Regions from separate parts of the Homo sapiens genome. Here region 1 is linked to region 2. A link is a contact called in ENCODE POLR2A ChIA-PET data. All regions are on one chromosome and are shown on one strand. The core of a region is the stretch at or near the end of the contact, and the rest is flanking DNA. Distances in the headings are between cores, read along the strand shown.

The links. ChIA-PET counts read pairs that join two places held with the same protein, here RNA polymerase II (POLR2A).
Region 1: POLR2A ChIA-PET joins it to region 2 with 11 read pairs in activated CD4-positive, alpha-beta T cell. The contact joins the promoter of CD34 here to the enhancer-like site in region 2. POLR2A ChIA-PET finds 5 or more read pairs at or near these places in 5 of 52 experiments (BJ, CD8-positive, alpha-beta memory T cell, GM12878 and 2 more).

The regions. Positions count from the first base shown.
Region 1 is chr1:207,908,238-207,912,913 of GRCh38, reverse strand. CD34 (CD34 molecule) reads left to right here and starts at 1,789. Exons shown (of 8, transcript NM_001025109.2): 1 at 1,789-1,912. The coding sequence starts at 1,834. LOC107985253 (a long non-coding RNA gene) reads right to left here and starts at 2,546. Exons shown (of 4, transcript XR_001738424.2): 1 at 2,357-2,546; 2 at 2,076-2,259.
Region 2 is chr1:207,864,948-207,869,620 of GRCh38, reverse strand. No RefSeq gene overlaps it. Among named protein-coding and RNA genes, the nearest start is that of CD34, 44 kb to the left of the region's middle. RefSeq lists a silencer at 410-799 and enhancers at 1,070-1,249, 1,330-1,379. Within about 2 kb of position 2,705, at least 33 of the 41 ENCODE cell types and tissues checked have a DNase peak (open chromatin) inside an H3K27ac peak, as active enhancers do.

The sequences.
Region 1 (4,676 bases), core at 540-3,039, 44 kb before region 2:
CCCGTGGTCCAGCTATGGGAGACAAATGGTATTTAAAGTAACCAGAAAAAAAAAATCTGGAAATGGAAGTTAAAGTGGACCAAATTAGCTTTCATATCTAGCAGGGATTACAACCCCACATTTGTTCTCAACTGCACACTGGATGCCTGAAGCAGACCGAGCGGTCCCTGGAGCTGAGGAAGTTGAGGGGAGTGGGGGGCCTGGCAGTGTTGGAACTAACTCCTTTTCCCTGTTAATTGGGAGTCCCAAGGACCAATGACTGATTTTAAAATGCATGTTTGCCACTCCTTCTGTCCCCAGGCCCTTGCCATCACTATGTGATCAGTTCTGAATCATCATTTGTACTTTGAAACAGATTCATACCATTCCGTTGTATTCAATCAAATTAGCATATCAGGCCTTTGCTCTTATTGTGTGATGAAAGACTTTGTTCCCTGTTTAAAGGAATGCTAGGCAACAAGACCAGAATAAGGAGATTTTGGGTTTGTTTTTAGACCTGGATCCTTCTCCTGTGCAACCCCAACGCATAGTAGGTTTGAGATGGACTATAAAGGTAAAGCTACTTTTATAATGCTAGAGTGTCTGCGGAGAAATCAGAAAGGACCACAGAGTGCTGGTCTGGCTTCTCTTTTTTCCCTTTAGGCTATGTGGTACAGACATCATGGAAGAGCCTGAACTGAGTATTTATAATTTCATGATTCTGCTCTGGATATCAGAGCAGCCTCTCCCAGGTTATACCTTATCTGATCCTCCCCTGGTGCCATCATCTGCCCAGGCTGGCTTCTCCTTTCTCCCGTCTCTACGTCCCCAAGACTAGGCTGCCTACCCGGCTCAGAGTTTCTTCTATTCAGTACAACCAACACCCAGAGGAACTGGTGAGGAACAGGAAGCTCAAGGATCTATCAAGTGGTGGAGGATGGAGTCACAGAAAGTCCTTTTTCTGATGGGAGAGCAAGGTGAAATCCCTAGTGGCTTAGACCCAGGGCTGGAGAGGGGATAACTGGTGAGAAGGCATCCAGGGAAGTCCTTTTTCTTTAGGATGATGGTGATGGGGAACTAAATGGGGAAATATGGAAGGTCACAGGAAAAGTTAACACAAGTTAGCAAAAAGTTAACATAACACAAAAAGGTCTTGCAGGAAAAAAAAAAGAAAAGAAAAGAAAGAAAAAGTCTCCAAGAATGGTTTGGACAGCCAAAATGAATACTTATAGTCACGTATACCTGCTCACTCCTGACGCTTCACTCACACACAGCACAGGATCTGGTGAGGCTATCACTAAATGTGCCACATTGTGGTTAAGTTTTACCTGATTAACGAAATGCTCACACTTCTAAACTGAGGTCCTTACAGTAGATTCCTTTTGCAAGATTGTTACTGGCTTACAACTTAAAAATAAAGGAAAATCACAAGGAAAGAAAAGTGGGGAAAAAATCGGAGGAAACTTGCCCCTGCCCTGGCCACCGGCAAGGCTGCCACAAAGGGGTTAAAAGTTAAGTGGAAGTGGAGCTTGAAGAAGTGGGATGGGGCCTCTCCAGAAAGCTGAACGAGGCATCTGGAGCCCGAACAAACCTCCACCTTTTTTGGCCTCGACGGCGGCAACCCAGCCTCCCTCCTAACGCCCTCCGCCTTTGGGACCAACCAGGGGAGCTCAAGTTAGTAGCAGCCAAGGAGAGGCGCTGCCTTGCCAAGACTAAAAAGGGAGGGGAGAAGAGAGGAAAAAAGCAAGAATCCCCCACCCCTCTCCCGGGCGGAGGGGGCGGGAAGAGCGCGTCCTGGCCAAGCCGAGTAGTGTCTTCCACTCGGTGCGTCTCTCTAGGAGCCGCGCGGGAAGGATGCTGGTCCGCAGGGGCGCGCGCGCAGGGCCCAGGATGCCGCGGGGCTGGACCGCGCTTTGCTTGCTGAGTTTGCTGCGTGAGTACCGCCCGCGCGCCGCGGCCGCTTGGCTTCGCCGCGGGGAGGGTGGAGGCTTTCTGGGAGGCTGAACAGCAGAGCAGAGTCTCACGGAGGGAAGGGACCCCTGCCCAACCCACGCACTGCCGCCCACAGCTGCTTCCCCCCGGGGCCAGCGCCTCACCTGGGAGCTGACGGGGGTGGGAGGGGAAGGGAAGGCCATCACCCCCGCGAGTGTGCGTTAGCCGAGGTGTGAATCGGTCAGCACGACTGGTTCCAATGGACTGAGATAAAGCGCTTTGGAGATGCCAGGGTCTCTTCTGGTTGCCAGAGGCGCGGAGTGCGAAGTTGCAGCCAGAACCGGGAGACTGGGGAGGAGAGAAGCAGGAAAAGTTTTGTGGCTCTTGGTTGATTCAGAAAGTATAGACACGGAGCGGATTGCTGGGAAGGGGCCGGTGTGCCCACCTTGCACAGGGACTGGGAGAGCCAGAAGTGGACATTAAGGAATTCGAGGGAAGCGAATCAGGGATGAGGCTCCAGGTCCCAGGCCAGGGGTGTTCGGAATGAACAGTCCGTGAAAAGGAAAAACAAAACCAAACAACCAACCAAACAAAAACCTTGCATTTAAGATTGGGAAGCTGAGTTTGAATTCCCACTTCAGCAACCCCACCGCGGAGGAGGTAGAAGTAGACAGAATTTGCTCTGCGCCCAGCCTCGCTCGCCTTACCAAAAACCGTCACCCCTGCACAAATTTCAAAACTTGTCACCTTTTGGAGTTTTCTTCCTCTGCCCCTGCTCCAAGTTCTAAAGCTAGTGGATGGGTTAGAACACTGCCCCCACTCACCTACACATATCCTTACTCTTAAGGTCTTGCTCTCACTTCGGTTAAAAAAAAAATAGGCACCCGGTAAATATTTATACTCGATTACTTTCCTTGGGGAATGACATTCTCCACCTCATCTCTTTGCACTTGGAAGGTTTGAAACTTTTGAAACTTTGTACATTGCTCTCCCTTTTGCTTACAGCACTCTAGGGCTCCCAATTCTGTACTCTCACTACATCCTAAGGGCCACCCACTGTGGCCCTGCAGAGTGACCTGGACTAGACCTCTTTGTTCCCAGTCTCCTCTGTTGTCCATCTTTGGGTCCGCCCAGCTGGGGACAGCTGCCCCTGGGCTGGAGGAAGCTCTGAGAGAAGTTTTGGGTTGCCCTGTTTGGCAGTCCTGGATGTGTGCTTTGGGGCAAGGAAAAGCTATCAATGAGGTTTCAAAATTCTAGAGTGGGTGCTAGACTAGGCCCTCATAACAGGAGTGAGTCGGCCGGGCGCAGTGGCTCACGCTTGCAATCCCAGCACTTTGGGAGGCCGAGGCAGGCAGATCATGAGGTCAAGAGATCGAGACCATCCTGGCCAACATGGTGAAACCCCATCTCTACTAAAATTACAAAAATTAGCTGGGCATGGTGGCACACCCCTATAGTCCCAGCTACTCGGGAGGCTGAGGCAGGAGAATCCCTTGAACCCAGGAGGCGGAGGTTGCAGCGAGCCAAGATCCTGGCACTGCACTCCAGCCTGGGAGACAGAGCGAGACTCCTTCTCAAAACAAACAAACAAACAAAAAACAAAAAACAAAAAAACAGGGGTGAGTTGGCCAGTGGTGCAGATTCCAATCAGATGCTCCATTCTCCTTTGGCTACACAGCTTGTGATGACCTGGTCCTCAGCCGAATGAGGTCCACCCTTTTCTTATTTCCTCAGCTGGTAAGTGCCAGTCTCGCCTTGGCCTGCCGAGGTTGGGGTTGGGGGAGCAACACAACCTTGGCAAAACTTTGGACTGATATGCTGAGAATATCCCAGCTTTTGGTGGGGAGGGATGAGGCACAAGGCCCCATTCCCAGCCTTGCCAGACTACTTGAGCCAATTGTAGTTTTATGCCCTTCCCAAGAGCTTTCTAGGGTTTTTGCTTGGATTTGTTTTGTTTTGTTAATACTAGGAGTCATTTTCAGTCCTGGGATACATTGTGGGATAAATGAGATAACTGAGTGTACCTTGAAATGCTACCATAGGGCCATTGCAGAAATGCTATTATTATTGTAAAATTTAGGGTAGAGGGGATTTCTGTGGTTTGTTTTCTCATCATTTACCCCAACAAAGAGCTTGTTTTGGGAAGTTCTTTTTTTCTGTCCCTTTGAGAAGGTGGCATGTGCATAGGCACTGCAACTAACCAGAAGTGGGCTGTCTTTGTTGGAAGTGGGGGAGATCACAGAGCAGAGTCAGGGTAAGGGGCTCAAGGGCCACCAGGCAGCACTGCCAGAGTGCTGGCTGGAGCAGGAAGCCTTTCAGGTAATTAGGGAACCCCTTTGTCAGGCTCAGGGTATCTATTTCCTCCAAGCTTTCCAAGGCCTGTCCCTATCCTCACTCTAACAACACCCCCAGGCCCTCCCCGTCACATTCCTCTTCTTCCTTTGGGTCCTTCGTGCCTGCTGACCCCACACCCATATCCTGTCCAGGGCTACATGTAAGAGGGGAAAAATAAAAGGGAAAAGAATTTTATCAGCTATTTTCCAGAGGGGAGAGGACTCCACCCTTTGAATCTCTGCCATATGGCGACAGAGGAGGAGCAGGCTTGGGGACCTCTGACTAATTCAGTGGTCCCCAGTGCTCCGCACTTGTAGACCCAACCCAGTTGGCACCACCTTTGCAGATGCATGTCTTCAGCAGCATTTCTGTTCGGCTGATAAAACACACAGGGGCCTGGGGCCTCTTTTTCTTATCCCTTTGGCTCCACC
Region 2 (4,673 bases), core at 1,456-3,955:
CACACCTCGGATCTCTAGACGGGCCCATGGAGGCCTTGAGATGCCAGCCTCGAGCGCTTCCCACCCATTTCCCACCCCTCGATTCTCCACCCCCATTTTACAAGGAGTCACCAGCATCCCCACAGTCTCCACTGCCCTGGAAGAAATATGGCGAGGCAAGGTCAGAGGAACAGGGGGGAAATCAGAATATCTTGCAAAGACTCTGGAGTCCCCTTCAGAGACAGGGTGGGTGGGAGCTGCTCTGCCCCGAGTCTAGCGACGGCCACACGGCCTGACAGGTCTCCCGCCCCGCCGCAAGCCCATGGTCAAATTCTGGGAATTTCCGAATCAGTTGGCAGGCCCGGCTGCTGCAGATTTTCCCGGACACGAGCGTGCAGCGCCCGACGCGGCCGCTGGGTGGCGCCGCGCGGGACGCCGAGCGTGGGAAGCGCGGGCGCGCGGGCAGGCTGAGCTCACACGCCCGGGAAGCGGCCGCCGCGGAGCCGGCGTCCGCAGCGGCTGCGCATCTCGGGCCTGCAGCGGGGCGCTTGGCGGGCGGGGGCCGGGGGAGAGCCTGTTTGCGCAGTACCCCCGGAGGGCGGAAGGCCGCCGAGGTAAGAGCCGGGACTCGGCCAGGTGGGAGTGGGCACCTTGGGCCGGGCCTGCAGGGCGGTCCCCGAGCGTCCCGGGGTAGGGTGGGCTCCCTGGGGACGATGCCCAGGGCCCCGGCCGCGCTCCGGTCGCGCCCCACCCCGGCTGCAGCGCGGCCTTGGGGCGCTGCTGGCCTCGCCGCGGGGGTGGGAGCGGTCGCGGCCTGGAGCAGCTCCGGGCGGGCCCCAGGCTCTGGGGCCAGGGCCAGCTGCGCGCAGGGGTGAGTGAGCAGCCCCCGGGCCCTCAAGTGAGCCCCTGTCCGCTCCCCACCTTGCATTTCTCCTCTCCGCAGTGGGCGTGGTGCCCCTTTGCTGCAGAGGGGGCGCCCAGAGTTGAGGAAGGCTGCGGGGGAGAACGCAGAGACAGGTGGTTGAGGGGGCGAGGGCTGGTGCGCCAAGGCTCGAGGTATTAATGCGTATTTCTTTTTCCCCCCTTCTTCAGGGGGCGCGGAGGTCCGTGTGGAGGAGGAGGCGGGAAGGCCAGAGGCATAGCTCAGGAGAGGGCAGGTGCTGCGGGAGATCACTTGGCTCTGTCTCTGTTCAGCTGCCCCCACCCCTGCCAAATTAATAAAGTGGGTGTGGTGATGACGGTGGAGGAGTTTGATTAAGACCTGGCCCAAACTGCCCAGAACTGCCCCAGGCCGGCCGCCTAGTCCCGCGTGTATATCCGGGAGCCGCAGACTCTGAGCATTCTGTAGAGGGAGGGGGAATATTACCCGAAGGAGCTACAGCCACTGAGGCAGCTCCAGAGATAGGGGCTGCGGAGCAATCTTCAGGCTCACAGCCCAAGTTCATAGATGGTGAATTGGCCAGGAATGGTGGGAGATGGGGGCTGTAGGGAAATAGGGTAATTTCCTTAGGACCCCTTCCTTCCAGCTTTGCAACCGTAGACCAAAATTTGGGATCTGGCATTTGTCAAATGTGCTTAATTTTTTTTTCTTTCCCTTTCGGTTTGTTTTGTTTTTTAGAGAAACAGCAAGTGACAGAGCAGAGGAACGGCTGGCCCAGCCAATCCTGGAGCTGCTGTTGCAGCACTTGTTCCCCAAACAAGTGCTCCTACATTCTGGTAGGAGGACAGAGAGGAGGGGGCTACTGGTCCACACCCCTCCCCTGCCGAGGACCCCATGGCTGCTCCCCTGCAGGAAAGGCAGCTAGGCTGCCTTAGGCCGGATGGGCAGAGGCTGCCATGGCCCAGGGTGGTGACGGTTTTGCGGCCCCTCCCTGCTGCCCAGAGTGGGAAGAAGAGCGCAGAGCCTGGCAAGTTTCTCTCTGTGTCCTCTGGGCTGGAAGGAGCAGGTATAGACAGGGCCGAGGCAGCCAGGGCCTGGTGCTGCTTTGGCATTGGTGGCAGGAGGGCTGAACCTCCAGCCCCTTGGGTTTGGTTCCACCCCTGGCCTGTCCCTGGCACTCGACAACTGCTCCTGTGTGCTTATTGGTGCCACCATGTTATATAACGCTTATATAATCTTCCAGGGCGAGCACTGTGTCTCCGCTCTCAGGTCACGCAGACACGGTGTCCGTGTGGGAGGCAGGATCTGTGGAAGCCTGTGGGTGAACCTACTCCCCCGATCCCCAACCTGGCTCCTTCTCCTGATCTCAGCCATAGGAGGGGGGCTGGGAGAGCCAGGTCCCTCTCCACACCAGCTGTGTGGGATGAGAACACGGTTGGCTGGGCAGTTTTCCTCACCTTCCTGCCCCACTAGTCCCACTTGCCCTGTCTGGTAGAGCAGAAGCCATCCTTGTGCTTTGATACCAGCTCTTTGTTTTGGGGGACCCCTGGCATGGCAGGTGGCATGGCGAGATGAACCCCAAAATGTTGCAGTGGAAGAACACATGGTACTTAGGGTTGGATAAAGAGAGGGAGAAATTAGCTCTGCCTTTGAGGAGCAAGGGTAACTAGAAGGATGGTGGTGGCATTATAAGAGATTTGGAGCAGGCCTGGGGCTAGGGGATGGTCAGGGAAGGGTGTACAGGGAAGTAGATCAGACAGCAAAGATAAACATGGTGTTCTTTTACTGTACTCTCCACTGGGCTGTCCCTGGTTACCGGGGCAACAGAAGCAGTGATGAAAATCATGCCTTTCGTTCAGTGGAAAAATTTGGCTCCTCCTCCCGGCTCTTCCTTCTCTAAATCGCCTGTGACCCATTGAGAGGGTTATGCTTCCAAGGATCAGAGAGAGACCCCAGCATGTTTTCATCATGCTCCCCTTTCCCCAGTCTTCTTTATCATCTCCCCTCTTCCTGCATCCCCTGTCTCCCCCCACAGCTCGGCAGTTGGCAGTTGCGTAGGAGTTGGAGTAGATGCAGGGGGAAGGGCATGGACGTCATCACAGGGCAGGGTGAGCAGAGCGTGGGCAGAGATGTGGATGCAGGAATGCCTGGCACATGAGGAGGGTCCAGCATTGATGAGCTAGATGGAGCCAAAAGCCTGTTTCTGGGCTGGTAGGAGCTGAGGTGGGCAGGGTGAGATGATGGTGGGCCTTCAGAGTTCAGCAGTCTGGGTTCGAGGGAGTAGGAACTAGGAAGGGCCTGAGGTTTCTTGTGCAGATATCTTGTGATGAAAACTACCAAACCGTATCCCTTTTTGAAGTTAAGATTTTTGTTTAAGTTTTTTCTTTCATCTTGTGATGAAAACCGTGATTCATTCATTCAGCATTTATTGTGTGCCCCCCATATTAGGTGAGGTTCTGGGAACTGGGAAGCCGAAGGTGAGTAGCACTGGACCTTGACCTTGAAGAGACTGTGGTGAATGAAAGGAGGATGAGTATATGGGGGAAGATCTGGCATTGTTGCAAGCCTGGAATCTGGGGTCCCCAGCAGGAGACTAGCAACATACCAGATCGGAGGTGATAGGTTAGGGTGGAGCCTGTGGAAATGAAGAAGAAGAGATAATTTGGAGTGCTACTCTGGCTTGAGGACAGGACGTGGGGAAGAGAAAGTGCTGAAATTTTGAACCTTAGTGATTTATAGAAATAGAAACATTAGAGTTCAAACTTGTTTTGGGGAGTCATGTTTGATTTTCTTTTAGACATGTTGCCTTCAAGATGATGGCAGGGTATCCAAATAAAAATGTTTATGGTCAGGCAAGTAAAATATGCAATGGAAGTCAGTTCTGGGAAAAGATTTGAAGGATATTGGATTATGAAGCTTGAAGGTGGGTAGAGGTAGATCCTAGGGCCTGGGGCATTACCTGGAATTGAGTGAGGCTGTATGCCTTGTACTGGTTTATTATCCCAGGGCTTGCCCAGACCCTGGACATTTCTGCTAACAAAAACCCACATCTTCTACCAAACCATATCCCTTTTTAAAGTTAGGATTTTTGTTTAAGTTTTCCTCTCCCTAGTAACTATGTCCAGGTATACCTGGAAAAACACACACACACACACACACACACACACACACACACACACACACACACGCATGCACTTATTTCCCCCAAGGTCTTGTGCCATTTGCTTATAGCTCGGGGACGTGCTGTAGAAATGTGCCACAAGTCTTTGGCCTCTTCTAGCAAGCTGTTTATCACCCTGGAGGAGTAAGAGCACTGGACAGAGTCAGGAGACTTTTGCTAGCTACGTGATCTTGGACACACCACTTCCTTTTCCAGGCCTAAGTGTCTAGTCTTAGGGATCTAGCTTCTTCCAGTTCTGAAGCCCTCTGATTTGATGTCTGGAAAGCTTTTTCCACCTTTGCCCAGGTTTCTGATGCAGACCAGGCTTTTTGAACAAGTAGCCTAGATTTCTTAGTACCTTGTGGGAGGGACTAGTAGGGATGGAGGCCTAGTCCCCAGAGTGGGTCCCTGTCTTCAGTGTGGATAGGAGCCCTCCGGGTGGATGGGAGCCTCTGTTCCTCTTTGGAGCATGGAAATACTGGAAGAGCAGGTTTTCCCAATGACCAGGGATTGCAAACTGTGGCCCGTGGGCCGGATTCCTGTTTTTGTAAATAAAGTTTCACTGGAACAGAGACACGCCCGTTGTTTGTGTATTGTCTGAGGCTGGTTTCATGCTACAAGGGCATAGTTGAGTAACTGCAAGGGAGCCTGTAT